Linked DNA regions of Homo sapiens: region 1 is linked to region 2. A link is a contact called in ENCODE Hi-C or POLR2A ChIA-PET data. All regions are on one chromosome and are shown on one strand. The core of a region is the stretch at or near the end of the contact, and the rest is flanking DNA. Distances in the headings are between cores, read along the strand shown. Region 1 has its middle 150 kb from the start of SNORD154. Region 2 has its middle 40 kb from the start of SNORD154.

The links. A loop is a pair of places that touch in the nucleus more often than their neighbours do. ChIA-PET counts read pairs that join two places held with the same protein, here RNA polymerase II (POLR2A). Pooled maps may share reads with other maps.
Region 1: a map of ascending aorta shows a loop between it and region 2 (2.3-fold over the local background). The contact joins two enhancer-like sites. A Hi-C loop is called at or near these places in 2 of 168 maps with a recorded cell type or tissue (aorta and ascending aorta) and 5 of 50 pooled maps. POLR2A ChIA-PET finds 5 or more read pairs at or near these places in 2 of 52 experiments (A673 and H1).

The regions. Positions count from the first base shown.
Region 1 is chr20:40,867,638-40,870,601 of GRCh38, reverse strand. No RefSeq gene overlaps it. Among named protein-coding and RNA genes, the nearest start is that of SNORD154, 150 kb to the right of the region's middle. Within about 2 kb of position 1,646, at least 4 of the 41 ENCODE cell types and tissues checked have a DNase peak (open chromatin) inside an H3K27ac peak, as active enhancers do; they include ascending aorta, where a contact is called at or near this core.
Region 2 is chr20:40,752,799-40,756,162 of GRCh38, reverse strand. No RefSeq gene overlaps it. Among named protein-coding and RNA genes, the nearest start is that of SNORD154, 40 kb to the right of the region's middle. Within about 2 kb of position 1,572, at least 4 of the 41 ENCODE cell types and tissues checked have a DNase peak (open chromatin) inside an H3K27ac peak, as active enhancers do; they include ascending aorta, where a contact is called at or near this core.

The DNA of each region.
Region 1 (2,964 bases), core at 397-2,896, 110 kb before region 2:
GGAGGCAGAGATTGCAATGAACTGAGATTGTGCCACTGCACTCTAGCCTGGGTGACAGAGCAAGACCTTGTTGCACACATGCACATACACACACACACCACACATGGAGAAATCTGAACACAGGTGCATACACACACATGCAGAACGCCAGGTGAAGATTGGAGTTATGCTGTCACAGGCCAGGGAACTATCAGAAGCTGGGAGAGAGGCCTGGAGCAGAACCTTCCCTAGCTCCTTCAGAGGGAACATGGTTCTGCTGGCACCTTGATCTGGGACTTCTAGCATCCAGAGCTGGGAGAGAATAAATATCTGTTAAGCCACTTAGTTTGTGGTACATCAATACAGCATCCGTAGCAAACTACTACCATGCCACTCTGAGAATCCCATGTCCAGAGCTGCAGTTCTGCTTGGCTCAGGGTGACTTGGGCTGTGTGTGTGGGTTCACAGGTTGATGCAGGCTGAGCTTTAGTCCTGGGGAAGTTGAGAGGTCTCATTCTTTTGGTCAAGCTTCTACCAGGCCCAGTGGCCCAGGCAGGGCAGGATAGAGTGGGGCTCTCTTAGGCTCCCATTTCCAGTGTCTGGATTTGCAAATCAAAGGGCCTATTCCAGGCAGGTCCCCGCACCACAGGAGAGTGACAGTATCATTCTCCAGGCCCCTGTAGGCCTTGCTTAGATGGATTTCAAGGATCGGCTTGGGGAGTTGGCCGGAAGGGAAACTGTTAGCAGGCAGGAGCCGGATGCATCTGAAAGGAGCCTGCCCTGGGCCCTTCCTTCCCTACAAGCTGGCTGTGAGTCCTTACAGACAGACATCCTAGACCAGGTTAACCTTTAACCAGGCAGCTCCGGTTCTCAGCTCTTGGGCCTAGGGCTCCTGCCGGCCTGTGAGCAGGCCTGCTTTTCTGCTCCTGTCTCTGGCGAACCAGAGTCCCTGATGAATTGCCCACACACCCCCACCCTGAGCCCTGCCACCATGTTGAGTGCTGGTGTCCCAGCAAAGATGAATGGGCCCCACTAATGAGCTGGAGGTGGTGGTGCTGTGACCCCTGACCCCACACACTCGTAGCCAGAGGCTTGGGGAATGGCTGCCCCAAGCCTACTTAATGTGTCGGGCTGGCCTCTGAAAGAAAAGCACATTTATTGCTACTTAGAGAAAATTGATCTAATTGGGATGGAAGCATTCTGCTGATGGAACATGGAATTTTTATTAGGAGGGTGACTCGAGTTCAGCCAATGTATCCCAGCTGGAAGGAGGCAAGAGAATGTTTCTAGGGATTTTACCCAAAAAAACCTCTTTCCAGCTGATACCAAATATCTGAGGAGGTCTGGGTTTGAATTCTGGCTGCGCCGCCTACAGAGCCTACATTCTAGAAGCATTTGGCAGCTTCTATCAGGCCTGATAAATGAGAAGAAATTATGGCATTCTCGCTGATTTGTTGTGAGAAGAAAGTGAGATTATGCATGCATCAGGGCTATGGCACTGCCCCTAGCAAGAGACTGGGTCCAGTGGGAACTTCTCGAGCCAAGGCTACACATGGTTTCAGTCCGTTTGGCCAAACATCCTGCAATTCAATAACAAACCAGCCAATTCCTTGTTGGCTGCAATTGAGGTGACTCATTTGAGAGCTATTTTTAGACAGAGCTCTGGGCTCTGAAATGTGGGGGCCATACCCCCTTGATAGCCTCAGAATCACCCCTGGCTGCTGCTTCTCTGTCTCTTACCGCAGCCAAGTTTGTTTAATATCTCCTAAGTTTTCCTAAACTTACTGTGACCCCATCTTCCACTGCTCCAGCCTTCATATAGGCGGTCATGATCACTGACCACTCTGGCTGAGGGACTGTGTTTATCTCCTCCCTGGCTTCTCATCTTGTTTTCCCCTGGTCAAGCCTCCACACCCATTCTCCAAACCAGTCCACCCTCCATACCAGTTCCTCCCGCACACTGGTGCATTTTCTGCAAATGGATCTTTCTAAAACACAATTGGAATGAGATCACTCCTAAGCTTAAAACCCTTCCATGGCTCCCCACAGCCTCCAGGGTGAAGTCCAAATGCCTTAGCCTGCAATTTGGGTTCCTCAACAGGATAACTATATCATTTACCATTGGTTAAACTAGGATAGTTTTATCCAGGACAAATGGTAAATTGCATGGAATGCACAGTCAACAGGATAAACCAGGACTGTTCTAGGCAAGCTGGGATGTATGGTCACTCTATCTGAAGGCCAGATGGGCTGGAGGGACCAGTTTCAAGACGGTGCACTCATGTGGGTGTCAAGATGGTACTGCTATTGGCAAGAGGCCTCAGTTTCTCTCCATGCAGGCTCCTTCATAGGACTGCTTGAGTGTCCTCAGAGCAGGGCAGCTAGCTGGCTTCCCCCAAAATGAGTGGCCTAAGAGAGGGCAACGAGGAAGCCGCAGTGTCTCTTATGCTCTGCATGGTACATCCTGGTGCTTCTCATATCTCACCTGGCTCAAGGGCTGGCCCTTGTTCTGCCCCTTCCTCTTGGAAGCCACTTATCACATATTATTTAATATCATTTCTTCTGTATTCTGTTTGTTAGAAGCAAGTCACTAAGTTCAGCTGATTCTTAAGGGGAGGGTTCATTTTTTTAGAGGGAGTGTCATAGCATTTGTAGACACAATTTAAAACCACCACACCTTATTTAATAAGAGAGTTTCTTAGAGGATAGTCCCCAGGACACCTGTGTCTGAATCACCTGGGACATGTGAAAAAAAAATGTATGTTCCCATGTCTCATCTCAGCTGATTGAACCAAAACCTAAGGGTGGAGGGGGTATGAGGGGAGGTGAATGGGGCCAAGAATCTGTGTCCTGCACAAATTCTACTATGAGGTGGGAACTACTGCCTTCAGAGAATGGTGGTTAGAAACATGAAGTCCAGTTCTCTGGGTCAGAACCCTGGCTCAGTCACTGATGAGATGTTGTGACTTTATCTAAGTTACTTAA
Region 2 (3,364 bases), core at 323-2,822:
GCATGCTTAGTAGAACAGTCAAGGGTGGCATTTTATGGGCATATAGGGAGCAAGACCAGGGCACTAAGTCTACTCAAATTGATATGTGGTACCCATAGGTCTCTGTTAAATAGTCAGCACAGGTATGTGCCTTTATAGATTCTGTGAGGTACTGTTATACTATAGTCATGATTGCACCATCATTATTATTGATTTGTTTTATGCTATTTTGAATCTTTTAACTCCTTTGAGTTAGGGTAATGCTAGCTGCTGTCACAGATAAAGTGTAAAATATTATTGGCCTCAAAAAATTTTCCTTCAAGTGCAGAAAGTGAGTACTCAATTGACAGTGCTGGCTCTCTGTTCCACAGGGCCATTCATGGATTGAGGCACCTTTCGTTTTATGGCTCCACCAAGTTCTTGCAACTTAGAATCCTTTCTTCCAGCTAGCAGACAAGGAAAGAGAAGGTGGGGCAAAGGCACCTCTGCTTGGAAGGGAGAGGCATATACCTTTCACTCATGTTTCAGTGATAAGAAGTAGTCATGTGGTTCCGTCTAGTGCAAGAGAGGCTAGAAAGTGTCATTCCGATTGGGCAACCATGATCTGACAACCTCGTACCATGGAACAGGAGCATGCATTTTTGGTGGGCAGCTAGCCAACTTTGCCACAGCCTCCAAGTATATGGTCCCAAACTGTAGTTTTTAAAGTTACAGAAAAGAAGATATGGAGAATTACTGCCTAAGGTGACATCAGGACCACTGAATGATTTTTAGGCAGAGGAGGGACACATCAGATCAGTCTGTGCTTTGGAAACATTAAGGAGATGGTGGTAATGGAATAAAAAAAAAGGGAGTCAGGTCCCTGTTGTCCCCACTTCTGGCCCATTTTTGAGTAGGGCAATACTCAAGGGTGCCTTGCATTTATATTCCTACCATGTTCTGGGGACTCACCATGTGCCTTTTTGAAACACTGTCTGTTGACTTCTTAGCATAGCTGAGAGGCAGATACTATTATCTGCAATTTACAAATAAAAAAAATGAAAGTTCAGGGAAGGGAAGTGACTTGTCCAAGGTGTGCTGGGCCTCGAGCGGGTTGTCACTGAAGCTGCTGATCTGTATTGGGAAATGTATTTGGGGACTTGGTGGTGCCAAGCATGCAATTGCCCTGTGGCATGGTGTCTTAGGGAGCAAAGGGGTCCGAATACCCAGTGGTGATAGGGCCTGGCTGGCAGGTGGATTTCTTAACCCTTTGCACCTGCACCTCCACTGGGGGCAAAGTTTTAAGCACTGTGCATCTTATTTAGTCACCTCCTAGTCCCTAACAAAGATGCTCTGTGAGTCCCCTCATCAGCTCTCAGGAATCTGCTCCATGGCTCCTGGCCCTGCTGGGGAGGGGGACCATAGATCTGCTCCCCAGTCTAGAGAAGCCAGTTCTGCTGACTGGGCAGATGGGGCCCACGCACTGGGACCTGGGGAGATTGAGAGGAGAAAGTGGCTGAGCACAGCTCTGCGAGGCCTGGTGATTTATGAGGAGCAGCTTCCGTGGGCCATCTGGACCAGGAACTTCAGGAAGCACATCCTGTGTGGAGGCGCAGGCAGCGTGGGAGCCCTGCCAGGGAGGAGGAGGGCTGCAAGGGAGTGGGAGGAGGGAGGGGATGGGAGGCAGGAGTGGGGCAGAGGCAACGTGGAAAGAGCCCAGGCAGTGAAATCAGACAGATCCAGATGCTTCCACTTGCAGAAACTTTGGGCAGGACCTTAATCCCTCAGGGCCTCAGTGTGATTAACTTTGAAATGGAATGACAACATACCCTCTGCACTGTGGAGAAGTTTAAATGGAGCATTGCTTTTATAAGTACCCAGCCCAATGCCTTGAAGGAAGGAAGTTGATGTTATTGAGCATCTTCCATGTGCCAAGCATTCAGTTAGGTGCTGGGAATACAAAGATTCTCAGAGTTTGTGGTCTAGTGGGGGAGGCAGGCTATTTGGAACATGTGAGATATTTACAGTGAACTCTGGGAACACAGAGGTGAGAACCACAAACTCTGCATGGAGGTGATGTTTGAACTGGGTCTTAAAGCAGAAATAGGAGCTAAGTGGCCAGGGAAGATGTGGCAAAGGGAACAGCCTGAGCAAAGGCATGCTACACCACTGTCAAATGTTGGTTCATTCATTTATAACTCCAGCCCTGATTGCTCCACTGAGCTCTGGACGCATATATCGAACTGCCTACTTGACATCTCCATTTAGATTCAATGGACACTTCAAACTTAGCATGGCCAAAACAGAGATATTGGTCCTCCTGGTCCCCGCCTCCCGCCACCCACACTCATCAATTTTCTTCCTCCCAGGTCTTCCTCTCTTGGTAAATGACCCCCCATCCTCCCAGTCGCAGAAGCCAAAAATCTAGAAGACATTCATCCATCTCCATTTCTCTCCTCACTGTATCCAGTGGTGCCAAATTGCACCACTTCCTGTGTGTGCTTCCTTCTGAAATTGCATAATGTTGTGGTCACATCCCCAAACTCAGCCTATCAGCAAATCCTGTCAGCTCTTATCTCCCACATACATCTAGAATCCATTCGCTTCTCTTCATCTCCACCACTACCTCCACAGTCGAACCCACTGTGGGATCCAACCCAGACAACTGCAATGGGCTTCAAGCTCATTTTCTCATTTCCATGAGTCTTTCACAATCCAGTCTCCTCACCACTGCCAGAGTGGTCTTTACAAAAAGGCTATCAAATCACTCCTTTGTTGAAAGCTTTTATCACACAGTTATTTTCAAGTAATTCCATATAACCAGTCACCCCAAAACTCAGTGATGTATAGCAGCAAGCATTTATTTCCTGTTCATGTGTCTGAGGGTTGGCTGAGGTTCAGCTGATCTAGGTAGGGTTTGGCTCTGGCCTGCAGGTTGGGTCCAGCTTAACGCTATATGTTTCCCATCCTTGTTGGATCAATGGCTACCTAAGGCATTCTCTACTCCTGGTGAAAAAAGAGGAACATTAGAAGGAAAGCCCATTTGTGCAAGAACATTCCGAGCCTCAGCTCCCAACACATCCACCACCATCCCTTTCCTCAAAGCAAGTCATGCGGCCAAGATCAAAGTCATAGAGAAAGGAAGTACACTTCATCACCATGAGGCCATAGCAAATGTGTGGAGAGATAATTTATAATAGTGGGATAAAGAATTGGGACCAGGCTGGGCATGGTGGCTCATCTCTGTAATCCCAGCACTTTGGGAGGCCAAGGAGGGAGAATAACTTGCAGCCAGGAGTTTGAGACCAGCCTGGGCAACATAGCAAGATTTTTGTTTCTAAAAAACAAACAAACAAACAAACAAAAACCAACAACAAAAAAACCAATTAGCCAGGTGTGGTGGTGC